Regions from separate parts of the Homo sapiens genome. Here region 2 is linked to region 1. A link is a contact called in ENCODE Hi-C or POLR2A ChIA-PET data. All regions are on one chromosome and are shown on one strand. Each heading gives the region's core, a stretch centred on a gene start or an enhancer-like site at or near the end of the contact. The rest is flanking DNA. Distances are from core to core; before and after follow the strand shown. Region 1 overlaps PLXNC1 (plexin C1). Region 2 holds the start of SNRPF-DT (SNRPF divergent transcript).

The links. A loop is a pair of places that touch in the nucleus more often than their neighbours do. ChIA-PET counts read pairs that join two places held with the same protein, here RNA polymerase II (POLR2A). Pooled maps may share reads with other maps.
Region 2: a loop to region 1 is called in a map of CD4-positive, alpha-beta T cell, with 4 times the contacts of the local background. The contact joins the promoter of SNRPF-DT here to the enhancer-like site in region 1. A Hi-C loop is called at or near these places in 1 of 168 maps with a recorded cell type or tissue (CD4-positive, alpha-beta T cell) and 1 of 50 pooled maps. POLR2A ChIA-PET finds 5 or more read pairs at or near these places in 1 of 52 experiments (activated T-cell).

What each region holds. Positions count from the first base shown.
Region 1 is chr12:94,261,208-94,267,802 of GRCh38, forward strand. It overlaps PLXNC1 (plexin C1), which reads left to right. Exons shown (of 31, transcript NM_005761.3): 21 at 3,872-4,018. It also overlaps a transcript of CEP83 not described here. Among named protein-coding and RNA genes, the nearest start is that of PLXNC1-AS1, 88 kb to the left of the region's middle. RefSeq lists enhancers at 1-480, 2,271-3,035, 3,036-3,799 and a silencer at 2,001-2,080. Within about 2 kb of position 5,329, at least 4 of the 41 ENCODE cell types and tissues checked have a DNase peak (open chromatin) inside an H3K27ac peak, as active enhancers do.
Region 2 is chr12:95,857,391-95,863,589 of GRCh38, forward strand. SNRPF-DT (SNRPF divergent transcript) reads right to left here and starts at 1,449. Exons shown (of 3, transcript NR_135014.1): 1 at 1,364-1,449. SNRPF (small nuclear ribonucleoprotein polypeptide F) reads left to right here and starts at 1,562. Exons shown (of 4, transcript NM_003095.5): 1 at 1,562-1,686; 2 at 3,778-3,903. The coding sequence starts at 1,684. RefSeq lists enhancers at 1,271-1,886, 1,285-1,344, 1,395-1,454, 1,575-1,804, 1,835-1,884.

The DNA of each region.
Region 1 (6,595 bases), core at 4,079-6,578:
CCGTTGCCTACCAATATGCTGTAAGCTAATTGCAGTCAATTCCTACCAGTCATTCCGCATTAAAGCAGCTCTCCAAAGAGCTGCCTCCCCCTGGAGTTTGCTTTGTTGGAGTTACTGTGTGCATGTGGTTGTCACTAATTGAACTTTAAAATCTTTTCAAATGCAAACTTTCTATAGATTCCAGTGGAGAAGAGGGTGGGCCCTAAAGTCTGCTACTTGATCTGAATCTAGACTTCACCACTTACTTGGTTTTATAAACTAGAGAATTGGAAGAAGATTTTAGGACTATTTTGAAGTACAGATGAGAAAACATAGGCAATTGCTTAGCCCTAAGGAAGCCTCCATAAATGTTGGCCGTTACGATTATAAAATATTAATGTGAAAATAAGGGTGTCCTGTTGAACTCGATCTTCACCCAGCCCTCTGAGGCCCCTGGTACAGAAGATTCTTATCCTTTAATTTTACCAGCCATCCAGATTTCAGCAAAACTGCATAATTGTGTATTTGTAGCTAGTTCCGAAATCTAATTAAACTTTGAATAAGATACACTGCTATGCCACAGGTTTTAACAGTGCTACTTAAGTTTAGATCCAACAGCAGTGCTTTAAATAGACTGTGCTTAGTTTAATGTTTAATGCAATCTTACAAGTAGATGCACAACAATTTTTTTTTTAATTTCTCACCAACCCCTCCCTCTCCCTAAGGCAATACCCATTTATTAAGATTAATGAAATCTGCCTTCTTTTCTGTTTACTTGGTATAAATCATCGGAGGCTTTGGGGAGATGTTGAGCCAGTTATTTCTGGGACGAATATTTTTTTGTTTCCCACTGTCTTTGCTTTAGCCACAACAGCTGCTAGATGGAGGCACCAGGACTCTCACCCAGTTCCCTGGTCTTGGTCTTCAAAGGCCAACTCCTGCCCCACCACAGTCTCACTGGATCAGAAGCTCCGGAAGTGGAGCCCAGTAATCCATGATTTTCACAAGTCCCTGGGATAGTAGAGAGAGCACCACACTAGGGGTCTTGGTTAGAAGCAGCAGGTCTGGGCTCTGGAACCATCTCAGCCCCGGTCAGCTGTGTGTCCCTGGGCATGGCTTTTTCCATCTGGGCATCTGTTTTCAATCCACCAAATGACAGGCGTGTGTGGGCGTTGCCTTTAAATCCCTTTCCAGCTCTTTCTACTGGATCTTGTGATTCTTAACTCTGAGCTTTCAAGGGCTGCTCTTGGGCATTAGAGGGGTGAGATGTTCAGAAAATCTGGGCTGCGAGCCCAAACAGCCTCCTTGAGCAAAGCATTCTGGGTCAAGACTTCACAGTGCTGATTCAAGAGCGTCTCGAGCACTCTGAGTGGTGAGGGGGCGGCTCGGCTCGCCAGGAGGAAGTGGCATCCAGCCAGTCGGCGATACTTTCACTTTCAGTGGAATAATTCCCGCTGGTGCAGGGGTCTGATGTCCCTCCACCAGGTGCTCAAGGGGGTCTGGGACACCGACAGCCCTAGTCCTCCTGTCCTACCCCACAGACGTTTAGTGGGTGACAGTAGCTCCGTGACCGCCAGGTAACTTTCCCTTCCAAGACACCAAGGATTTGTGGGTAAAATAATAATACCATTTATTGAATGTGCCAGACAGCATGCTAAGAGCTTTACCTATCTTTTCTCATTTCATCCCCTTAAGGGTCCTGTGAGCTAAGTGTCTTCATGACCATTTTGTATATGGGGGAACTGGAACACAGAAGAGCTGTGACTCTCCCCAGATCTCACTGCTACTGTGGGACAGCACCAGGGTCCGAGAGCTCTTAGCCACCGCCCTGTGCCCTGAAAAGATGGAATCTGCCCTGGTCTGTTAAAGTGTCGAAGCCTGGCCCCTGGGGGAGGGGAATCACGTACGCAGCGGCTGTGGCTCGCCTAAAAGTTGTGTTTAGTGGTGACAGAGAAACCTCATGGCCCTGTGATTCCCCAAATCAGCCACACATCAGAATCCTCCTCCCCCACCGCCTCCCCGCCCCCGGCCCCGGGAAGGTAATGAAAACTACAGATACCCAGGCCTCATTCTTCAGAGAGATGGCAGCTCTGTAGGTCTAGAGTGGAGCTCAGGCATCTGAATGCTTAACAAGAGCCCGCAAGGGATTCTGGTGATTAGCCAGGGTTAGACCCAGGAGCATGGGCAGAGTGTAGGGCCAGATGTTACTTAGCTCAGTCTAGCTACTCTCCAGAAAGTTCTGGAGAATTCCTGACCACAGGCCTCCTGAGTCAAGACCTGTCCCTTCACACAGCCCCCGAGAGCCCACCTGGCCCCCTGACTCCAACCCCTGCGGGAGTACACAGCCCCTATCCAAGGGTTCTCAGCCTCCCTTCTGATCTGTGCTGGAGGAAAAGAGGTTCTAAGTTTTGTGGTCAGGGCATTACTTGGGGTGGGGGAGGTGGGCGGTGGAGGGAAAGAGAAGAGAAGGGTGAGGTTGTAAACCACTAAATAAAGGAAGTTTCTCATGAGAATTAAATGTCATGCACTAGTCCTGCTGCCCTCCCTACCTTGGAAATTTCTGAACTTCCACTTCTGCCCTGCACTGAAGAGGAGACTCAAGGAGGTATCACAGCAGGGATAGAAGCTGCAGGGTGGCAGGAGGTGGCAAGAGGAAGCCCGGGGACTGGGGAGGGCAGATATTCCTGCAGCAAGTATAAAGGAAGGGACAGGGTTGGGGTGGGATGCTGAGAGACTTAAGATGTCTTAGGTAACTTGCCTGCGCAAGGGAAAGCAGGTGAGACCCAGTGGAATCCTCCTTTCCCAGCTGGACGTATCGCTTGTCAAGCTTGACTCTTAACTGGCGCTTCGAGCCCCAGCCACGTGGCTGGCCTTTCGTCATCACTAAGGCACTTTGACTTCCCAGCCACGGTTCTTCCTCCACCACAGAGGCCTAATGTCCATTGATTACGGAAGGTTCGTTATTTAGCAAATACTCTACAGCTGACCCAGGGCTAAGTGCCTTGGGAGGATGCCGTGGAAACAGAACACACCGCCTCCCACTTGAGGTGCTCAGAGTCCTTTGGAATGCAGACATCCGTGTCTGCGAATGTGAGCCATTTCCATCACAGCAGGGGAGGCAGCCCCACCCCCAGCCAGGAAAAATGCATGTGGCTTAAATTTGTAGAAAGAGCCAATCGGGATGGGCCGAGTGTTTGGAGAAAAACCTTAGAGGAAATGGAATTGGCTCTGGTTCAGGGAAGAAGATGGAGTCCCTCTGGCCCAGCACCGGAAAACATGTCCAGGTGGGACTGTGCAGTGTGTGTCTGGGAACTGCCCGGGCCGGGCCTGGCCTGGCCCATGGAGAGGAGATAAGGCTGCAAACTGTTGAACGGCAGGCTGCTTCCTTCGAGAAGTGCTGTTAACACCAAAAAACATTGTATTTGGCAAATGTATAAAATGTTCTTACATTTATCCTTGTTACTAAGGATACTTGTGCATTTTTTTAAATGTCGTTTATTTCTGGCTTGCTAAAGGGTGATTAAATACGAATGTAAACAAAGGTACACTCTCCACATCTAACTGTTCCTAGGCATTAACCCACTGATGAGCATTAGTCTGCCATATGTAAGTTTAAACATAAAATAACAAGGTATACTGTGGGTACTGCACGTCGCTGTGAATGTGCACGCGTGCGCGTGTGCAGATGTGCATTCGCGATGGAGAGAGGAGGCGGTTTTCTGAGTTTTGCATCCAATCCCAAGTGGAGCAACGTGTATTTTCTTGGGCGTTTCATGTTGAGTGTTAGAAAACCCTGTCTCCTGCCTTACTGCTGTAAACAGAAACTTTAATTCTTTGGAAAGTACAGTGGATTCCACAGAAAGCTAACTGTCACTTTTGTGTCTTTTCCAAGGAGACTGTCGGAGAGCCCTTCTATTTGCTGGTGACGACTCTGAACCAGAAAATTAACAAGGGTCCCGTGGATGTAATCACTTGCAAAGCCCTGTACACACTTAATGAAGACTGGCTGTTGTGGCAGGTTCCGGAATTCAGTACTGTGGTATGTTTTCAATAAAGCTCCCAGCCAGACTCCCAAATAAATCTGGCGGGGAATTAGAGGGTGAGGTGGGTCATTTACAATGAAACGGTATCATCTCTACTGCGGGAGGCCCTGTGTGTTTAGTTAATTAAAAACAGTAGTTGATAAAACTGTTAACACGTGTTCACATAATAGATTTTAATTACTGAGATTGGGGGAGAAAATATTGTAATGATGCCTGGGGTACTCATCAATTTCCAAAGATTTTAATATCAGGATTGCTTATAACTTTCAGTGTCGTCAAAGGAAATGCAAAGTACTCCCTATTCAGCACTTATAATTGCAATCAGAATTTCTCAAATGGCTCTGCTCTGGGAAGACAATGTGTGAAGATATATTTCAATCAAATTGAGGCCGTCTTATTTTAGAATGATAACACAAGACAAATTCCACCACGTTCCCCATGCAACGTGACGCCCTTTATTTTCATGGATTAGTTACAAATGTTTGGTGTCATGCACTTAATGTACTGTGATCTCATAGATATTTTTAGAGGAACGCTGTAAATCACTACAGGAAGATGATTGCCTAGCTGCTGGAGGGTTTCACCCGCTTGAGAACTTCTTTCTAATTCATCCCCACCGCACCCACCCCATGCTCTTCCTAAAGAAAGAAAGAAAGCCCAGTTTGGGGCACATTTGGGAATTTCAGAGAGGGAGCCAAGCAGGGAAGGTAACTTTAGAATTAGGAATTTTCTATGCTTTTCTGTTAGTAGAGACTTGGAGAAGAGATTGCTGTGTTTTGGTTTGATCTTTAGCTTTATGAAGATTCTGGGCTTCTTCACGATCTCGTTAGTGGAGGAGGAAAAGATTACAGTGGGGTTTGGGAATTGCTCATTAAGAGAGCTGAGTCTTCTGTGGCTTTGCTCTGGATGGTGGGGACTGCAGTGTCATCTGGGAAGAATTCATTCCCTAATTGGAGAAGGCACCACTTTGCCGTGGAGCGTGTTATGGTTATGTCCTCTGGTGGGAGAATAGTCCGTAGGTCAGCTGTTTCAAGTTTTCTGCCACTGCCAGATGCGGCTCACTTCTCCATCAAAGATGGCACCATGCACAGCTGCCATCCGAGAGCGGGAAGCTGAGCTGAAAGTCAACACTTCTCAGCGTTCTGAATTGTATCAATACACCCATCCACATCTGAGAGGCCGGAGAGTGGGCTGCATTGGTTCTCAAACTTGAGCATCTAGCAGAATCGCCCAGAAAGCTCACTAAACACCAGTCGCTAGGCAGCATGCTGGAGTTTCCGATGCAGTAAATCCAGGCTGTGGCCTGAGAATTCACTTCCCTAACCAGCTTCCTGATGCTGCGGGTGCTGCTTAACAACTGTTGGTAGAGTGGTTAACAGCATGGACTCTGGGGCCAGACATTTTGGAATCCTGCCTCTGCCACTGGTTAGCTGTGTAATGTTGGGCAAGTTTCTAAACCTCTCTATGCCTCATTCTCCTCACATGTGAAATGGAAATGATGGTCATGGTTCCTACCCATCTCATGAGGTGTTTTGAGGATTAAGAGTCAGTATTATAAAAAGCACTTAGAACATTGCCAGGCATGTGAGTGCTACCTAAAACTTTATTCCATTTGATCCAGATCTCATTGAACCCTTGTTTAAAATGCAGGTGCAAATATACCAGTGCCCGGGCTTTCCCTCGGGACTGACTGAATCAGAATCTCTGGGGAGGGAGCCCAGGCGTGGATGTATTTTGTAAACCTTCCAGATATCTCTGATGTGTGTTCAGCCTGGACACCACTGGGTATCTTGGAGAACAAGAGACAAACTTTGCACAGGGCCTGTTGACTCACCTTTCGCTGATCCTGGGCTTGTTATTCCTAACCTAGAAGATGTTCATGCCTTTACTTTAAGACGTTTTAGAAGCCCCAAAGGTCTCCAAAGAGAAATATTTGCAAATGATTATAGTCGGGAATCCTCCAGCATTTCAGTCATGAGACAACACCGGACCCAAACAGGAAAGACAGGAAAGGAGAAGATGGGTTGGAATCAGGAAGAGGTCAGATGTCTGAGGCAACTTTTGAGGTTTTGAAGCCTTTTTAATGCTTTACATCTGAACGTGTTTTCTCCCTTTCATTTCGAAACATTATTTATTTCACAGTCAATTAAGACCATGTGTTTCTGATTTGTTAACACTCGACTCATCATCATAATGTTACTTGATGCTGAAGGAATTCATGTCGACTCTTGAAATTTTTTTTTCTTTATAGCCCCTGGGGAAAAGGGTAATGGAAAATCATGATTTCAGAAATCCACATAAATCTTCCTTTTCAAATTCAGATTTGCCGGTACATAAGATTTGAGCCTTGAAAAGGAATGGGCCACTTGTTTTTAGGGGCCTTGCCTTTAAAAATGATTGTTAGTGCCTCTTATGGGGCCTGGCCCAGCCCCCCTTTCATGGTTGGCAGTTGTACGAGAAGCTGCAGAGAAGGCACATGATCCGTTCTATGCTTGTGTGACAAACTGTTAGCAGAAGGTCAATATAAAAAATTTAAGTTTTTCATTTCCTTTCAGGCATTTCCCCCAGCCTGA
Region 2 (6,199 bases), core at 199-2,698, 1.6 Mb after region 1:
AGACTGGTTGTGGGCCAATGGGCAACCTCTAGAGGGTATTTAAAGCCCAGAAAATTCTATAACCAATGCTCTTGAGCCGCTTGCACCAGGCGGTGCCCACCCTGTAGAGTGTACTTTCATTTAAAATAAATCTCTGCTTTCGCTGCCCTGCTTTGTTTGTGCGTTTTGTCCAATTCTTTGTTGAAAACGCCAAGAACTCGGACAGCTACCCTCAACTGGTAACAGTTACCTGCTGGGCCTACTTCCTCATCTCTTAAACGGGGCTGTCACCCCGAATCAGACAGTAAGGTAAGATTTCCACGATTGTTGAAAAAGCCTGACACATAGTAGGAACTCAAAGTCTATACAAAGACTTAAAGTTCATAAAACAATAGACAAACGGAGAAATCCACTGAAGTTTAGGGTGAATAAATCTAATAACTGTTTGGTAAAAACTACACTGACAATCATTGTCTGGTCAGTGTTCAACATTTACGTGAAACACTGAGCTTTTACAAGGCCAAGCCCCGTTTTACGTTAAATTCTCGCAACCACCCTGAGGATGGTTCCGTTTTTAAAGCCGCGTTCCTGCCGAGGAAACAATGGCCCTCGGGGTTAAGACACTGCCCAACACCGGCCGCGCCTGATAGACGCAGGTTCCGAATGCAGGCCCCCTCCAAAGTCTTGCCCACTGCTCCACAATGCCTCAACACCCAACATTTCATCCTCAACTCCAAATCCATCTCTTCAGGGCCGCAAAAAAGCGTTACTTCCCAAAGGGCGTGTTCTCCAAGAACTGCATTTAGCATTTCAGATCAGAGTGACCCGAACTCAATAGGATTACGACAAAAACTAGTGAGATTCAGATAACACCGTTACATCGAAAGTTTTAATCCGTGACAGAGGAAATATTGCTTACGCCCTTAGGTAATTTCAAATGCACGTATGAAGGCCGTGCGGGTTTCTGCAGGCGAAGCAAAAGAAAGGTGGGGCCGGCAGGGTCGTGGGGCGGGGGTGGGGCATGACACCGTATCCCAGACGCAACTCGACCTCGTTTGCAAGAAATTCTGTATCCAACTCTCTTCAGTGCGTTTCGCCGCCCCTAGTCTAGTCTGGCTAGCCCCCAATTCCTTTAAAAGGGGTTAAAACGGGTGTTGCAGAAGAGAGAACACTCAGGTAGAAAGGGCCTGCGGCAGAGGCGCCCCCAAATCATGGAACCTGTTGGAAGAGTGAGGAAGGAACTCTGGGACCCCGAACATTCTCACGGGTGTAAAAAGACAAAGTAAATCCCCATTAGCCAAGTTGGGGAGAAGTCACATCCGTTACACAGCCTCTCCCAGACCGCCCTCTAGGAAGGACACCACATTTAAAAACACCGGCCTGCCTCCAGTCCTTGGCTGCCTCACAGCGATGCTCAGAGCCGGTTTCCCAAGGTCCGCGCGCCGCCTGCAAGGCGCAAACCCAAGCCGCTGCTGGTTGCTAGGAGATACTGGGCCAGCCATCTCCTCCAATCAGCACGCACCTCTTTGCGTCCAATCACAGAGGCAGGAAGGGCCGTGGTGGGAGGTGAAAGGTCATAGTCCTGTTTGGCGGCCATTTCTCTTGAAACTGCGGCTCGGGACCTGCGGTACCTGCTGTAGTCACGAGGGACGGGCGGCGGCCTGGTCGGCAGAGAGTAGCCTGCAACATTCGGCCGTGGTTACGATGGTAAGGAGAAAGAGAACGGCGGGAGAAGCGGGGAGAAAGAGAAGGAGGGAGACCAGCCTCGCGGGGCCTGCTGGTTCCTTCGCGCGTTTCCCATTCATCCGCGTGAGGCGCCGCGCACCCTGTCGCCAGCTCCTTTCACTCTGCTTTTAGGTTTCTGAGGCGCGTGCTCCTCCCGATGCCTTTCTTTTCCTAGGAGTGCCCGTGCCTTCTTCTCTTTGTTTGAATCCGGGCCTGGGGTATTCTTAGTTGGGGCTATAGGGTCGGGGTAAAAGTCAAAGAGAATTTGCACTTCCCACTTAACCACACTCCAGAATTCACTTTCATTCCGTGAAAGTAATGATACGGCCATGCTCTAGATTAACTCACTTGGGTGGGGAAGACAGACATTAGTCAAAAAATAACAAGTATGTAATTGCAAATAATAAGTGCTAAGAACAATGCAGACAGGAGGCTGTGAGGGTGCGCGTTAGACATTAGAGGCTTAGTCAGAGATGGCCTCCCTAGGAGGTGGAATTTAACTCGAAGCCTAAGTGTCATGAAATACGACCCTTTAAAGAGCAGGAGGAGGAGTGTACCGAGCACAGGGAATAGGAGCATAAGACCTGCGGCCGGAAAGAAAGCTTGGTCATTTGGAGAAATTGACAGAAAGGTATAGCCACTTGCGCGAATAGTGGTTAAGAGATGGTATCGGAGGAGCAGGCGTTGGGCAGGACCTCTTAGGCTGTATTGGGAGGTTTTGATTGTACTCCAAATCAATTTAAAATGATTCGGTTGGAAGCCATTGGATCATTTTAAGCAGAAATATGACAATCTGATGTGCACTTTAAAAAATCATAGTTACTGTGGTGGATAACAAATTGGAGAATGAAAACTGGAGACCCATTAGGTTATTGGAGTAATCGCCATATCAAGATCACTCCGAATATGCTCATGTTAGAGGGGGTTAGTAGCCAAGTTTCTTAGTTCTCTTCTTTGTTTGACTGGTGAGTGAGCAGAAGAGGGCAAAAACCGAAATCACTGGAGATGTTAATGGTTTGCTGAATAAATAGACATTAAGTAATTGCTGTAAGTAAGAGGCGGTGCTACTGACAAAGTCAGATAGGACCTAGCCCTAGCTTCCCCAGTTAAATACTGTCAAGCGTGATCTGCCCTCTGCTTCCTTCTGTAGTTTTATATTTGGGGCTTTGACTGACAATGCTGAATTGTATGTCCCCAAAACCACCTTGTTGCATCACTCTTCCCTCCTTTTACATAAGTAGCTAGCCTTGCCTGGAACAGCATTTTTTCCCGCTCTGGAAATAAACTCTTATCCTTTAAAACTGAGGTATTACTTATTTCAGGCAACCTTTCCTTTTTCCCCTGGATTGCTTTGGTACCCTTGTGCCTAGTATATCTCCTTTTACTACAGTGCAGCATGCAATATAATTATTTGTATGTGAGGAGTTCCCCTCCCCATCTCCAACTTCTTGACAGGGACTCATTTATTTATTTATTTATAAGAGACAAGGTCTTGCTCTGTTGCCCAGGCTGGAGTGCAGTGGCCTAATCATAGCTCACTGCAGCCTCGAGCTCCTGGGTTCAAGCAGTCCTCCCACCTCATCCTCCCTAGTAGCTGGGACTACAGGTGTGCACCACCACACCTGACTATTTTTGGTAGAGATGGGGGTCTCACTATGTTGCCTGGGCTGGTCTTGAACTCGTGACCTCAAGTGATCCCCCGGCCTTGGCCTTCCAGATTACTGGAATTACAGATACGAGCCACCCTACCTGGCCCGCTTTTTTTTTTTTTTTTTTTTAGTGCCTTTATCTTTGTTTCTTTAGAGCTCAGAACAGTGAGTGATGTAGGTAGTCAGTGTATCTTAAGTGAATAGTCAGTGTTTTGTTTTGATGGGTTAAAGGTGAAATTGGCTAACTGGATATTTAAATTTCCCTGGTACTCTCAACAAATAAAAGTGAAAATTATGTACTAAAATAATAAGGAGTCAAAAGTTTTCTTCATTTGCATACCACAAAATATTGGTGATTCGGTAGAAGAGAGTTGGTGGTGGGAGGAAAAATAATTAATTAGATCCTTTTTTGTTCTTTGTGCAGAGTTTACCCCTCAATCCCAAACCTTTCCTCAATGGACTAACAGGAAAGCCAGTGATGGTGAAACTTAAGTGGGGAATGGAGTACAAGGGCTATCTGGTATCTGTAGATGGCTACATGAACATGCAGGTAAGCTAAAGAGCTGTAAAGGTCATAACATTGCATTTATTTTGCTTCACCTTATTTCTCAAAGGTTTAGTCTGACTAATAAGAATACATACAATTAAATTGACAAATATACGGCAAAATTCAAAAATAAAGTCAAAGCCAGGAGGGATACTGTGATATACTAGGTACAAGACATGGACTTAAACCAGAATTCAGCTACAGATTTTATTCCTAGTAGTTAAAGTAGGAAGAGCTCAGACACTTGATTCATAATAATACCATAAGGGAAACACACTACTTTGCTGGAGAAAACAAAACATTTCTCATCATTTAGCCCTGAAAGAAAGTTTTCAAGTGAAATTATTGAGTCTTTTAATGAATGCTAAAGGCACAACACCAAAGCTATTGAGGAAATTCATTCCTTCAGGGGAAAGACAGATCTGCCAAAGGAATTGAACTGACTGTATGTCTGTCAAACGAGTTTCTGTAAATGATTCAGCCATGTGTTTTGGTGGGTTTTTTTGTAATTAATTATCTTTTTATTGTGGTAAAATATACATTACAATTTTGCCACTCTAACCATTTTTAAGTGTATAATTCAGTGGCATTAAGTACCTTCACATTGTTCTGCAGCCATCACCGTTGTCCATTTCTGGAACTTGTTTACCATCCAAAAGTGAAATTTTTTGCCCATTAAACAATAATTTTCCATTAAACAATAATTTTACAATTAAACATTAAACAATAATTTTCCATTCCTTCCTCCACCTAACTAACCCCTGGTAACCACTAGTCTACATGTCTATGAATTTGACCGTGCATAATACCTCATGTAAGTGGAATTGTGTATTATCCTTTTGTGTCTGGCTTGTTTGACTTAACGTAGTGTATTATTCAAGGTTCATCCATGTTGTAGCATGTGTCAGAATTTCCTTTTTATGACTGAATAATATTCCATTATATGGATATACCACATTCTAATCCATTTGCCTCTTGGTGGACACTGGGTTGCTTCCCTCTTTGGACTGTAGTAAATAATGCTGCTGTGAACATGGGTATACGAATGTCTGTTCCAGTCACTGCTTTCAGCTCTTTGGGGTATATACCCAGAAGTGGAATTACTGGATTACTGGTAATTCTATGTTTAATTTTTTAAGGAGGCCAAGCGTGGTGGCTCATGCCTGTAATCCCAGCACTTTGGGAGGCTGAGGCAGCAGATTGCTTGAGCCCAGGAGTTTGAGACCAGCCTGGGCAACATAGTGAAACTGCATCTCTACAAAAAAAATACAAAAACTAGCTAGGCATGATGGTGTGGGCAGCTATATTCCCAGCTACTCAGGAAGCTGAGTTGGGAGGATTACCTGAGCCTGGGGAGGTTGAAGCTGCAGTGAGCTGTGATCACTGCACTCTAGCCTGGATGACAGAGAAATTTTTTTTTTTCTTTTGAGTAACTGTCACACTATTTTCCACAGCAGCTACGTGGTTTTACATACCCACCAGCAATGCACAACGGTTCCAGTTTCTCCACATCCTCACCAACACTTGTTATTTTCTATGGGTGTTTATAAAATAGTTATTCTAATGGGTGTGAAGTGGTATCTTATTGTGGTTTTGATTTGCATTTGGCTAATGATGTTGAGCACCTTTTCATGTGTTTATTGGCCATTTGTTTATCTTTGGAGAAATGCCTGTTCATGTCTTTTGCACATTTAAAAAATTAGTTTGGGATTTTTTGTTGTTTTTTTAATGGTAGTAGTTTCCAGGCAGGTTTTTAAAGGCTATCAAGACAGGTGGTCAATCCAATCATGAATCCAAGGATTCCATACTTGTAAGCAGAGTACTAAAAGGAGTACTTAAGTAGGCAGAGAGCTATGATTTTCCTTAACTTAGGCAATTACCACCTGAGCACATGACATTAAGGCCCCCAAAGCATAGTTTGAGTGTGGAAAATTCCTTAAACAGGAGTCATTTACCAAGACCATAGAAAAATCTGGGAAGTATATGAATTGTGATGAAAATATTCTGGAAGTAGTGGTGATAGTTGCACAGGTTTTTGAATATACTGAAAACCACTGAATTGTACACTTTAAAAGGGTGAATTTTATGCTATGGAAATTAACATCTCAATAATAAAAGAATTACCACTTAATATTTGTTTTAGAATTAATATAGCTTGCTAGTGACCCTGCTAGAGTTGCAAAATGTCTGAGTAACCAACCACTTTGAGTAGTCAACCATATTGATACCAGTGTTTGAATTTGTTCACTCAGCAAATATTTATTGAATTCCATTATGTGCCTGGCACTGTGAATATAGC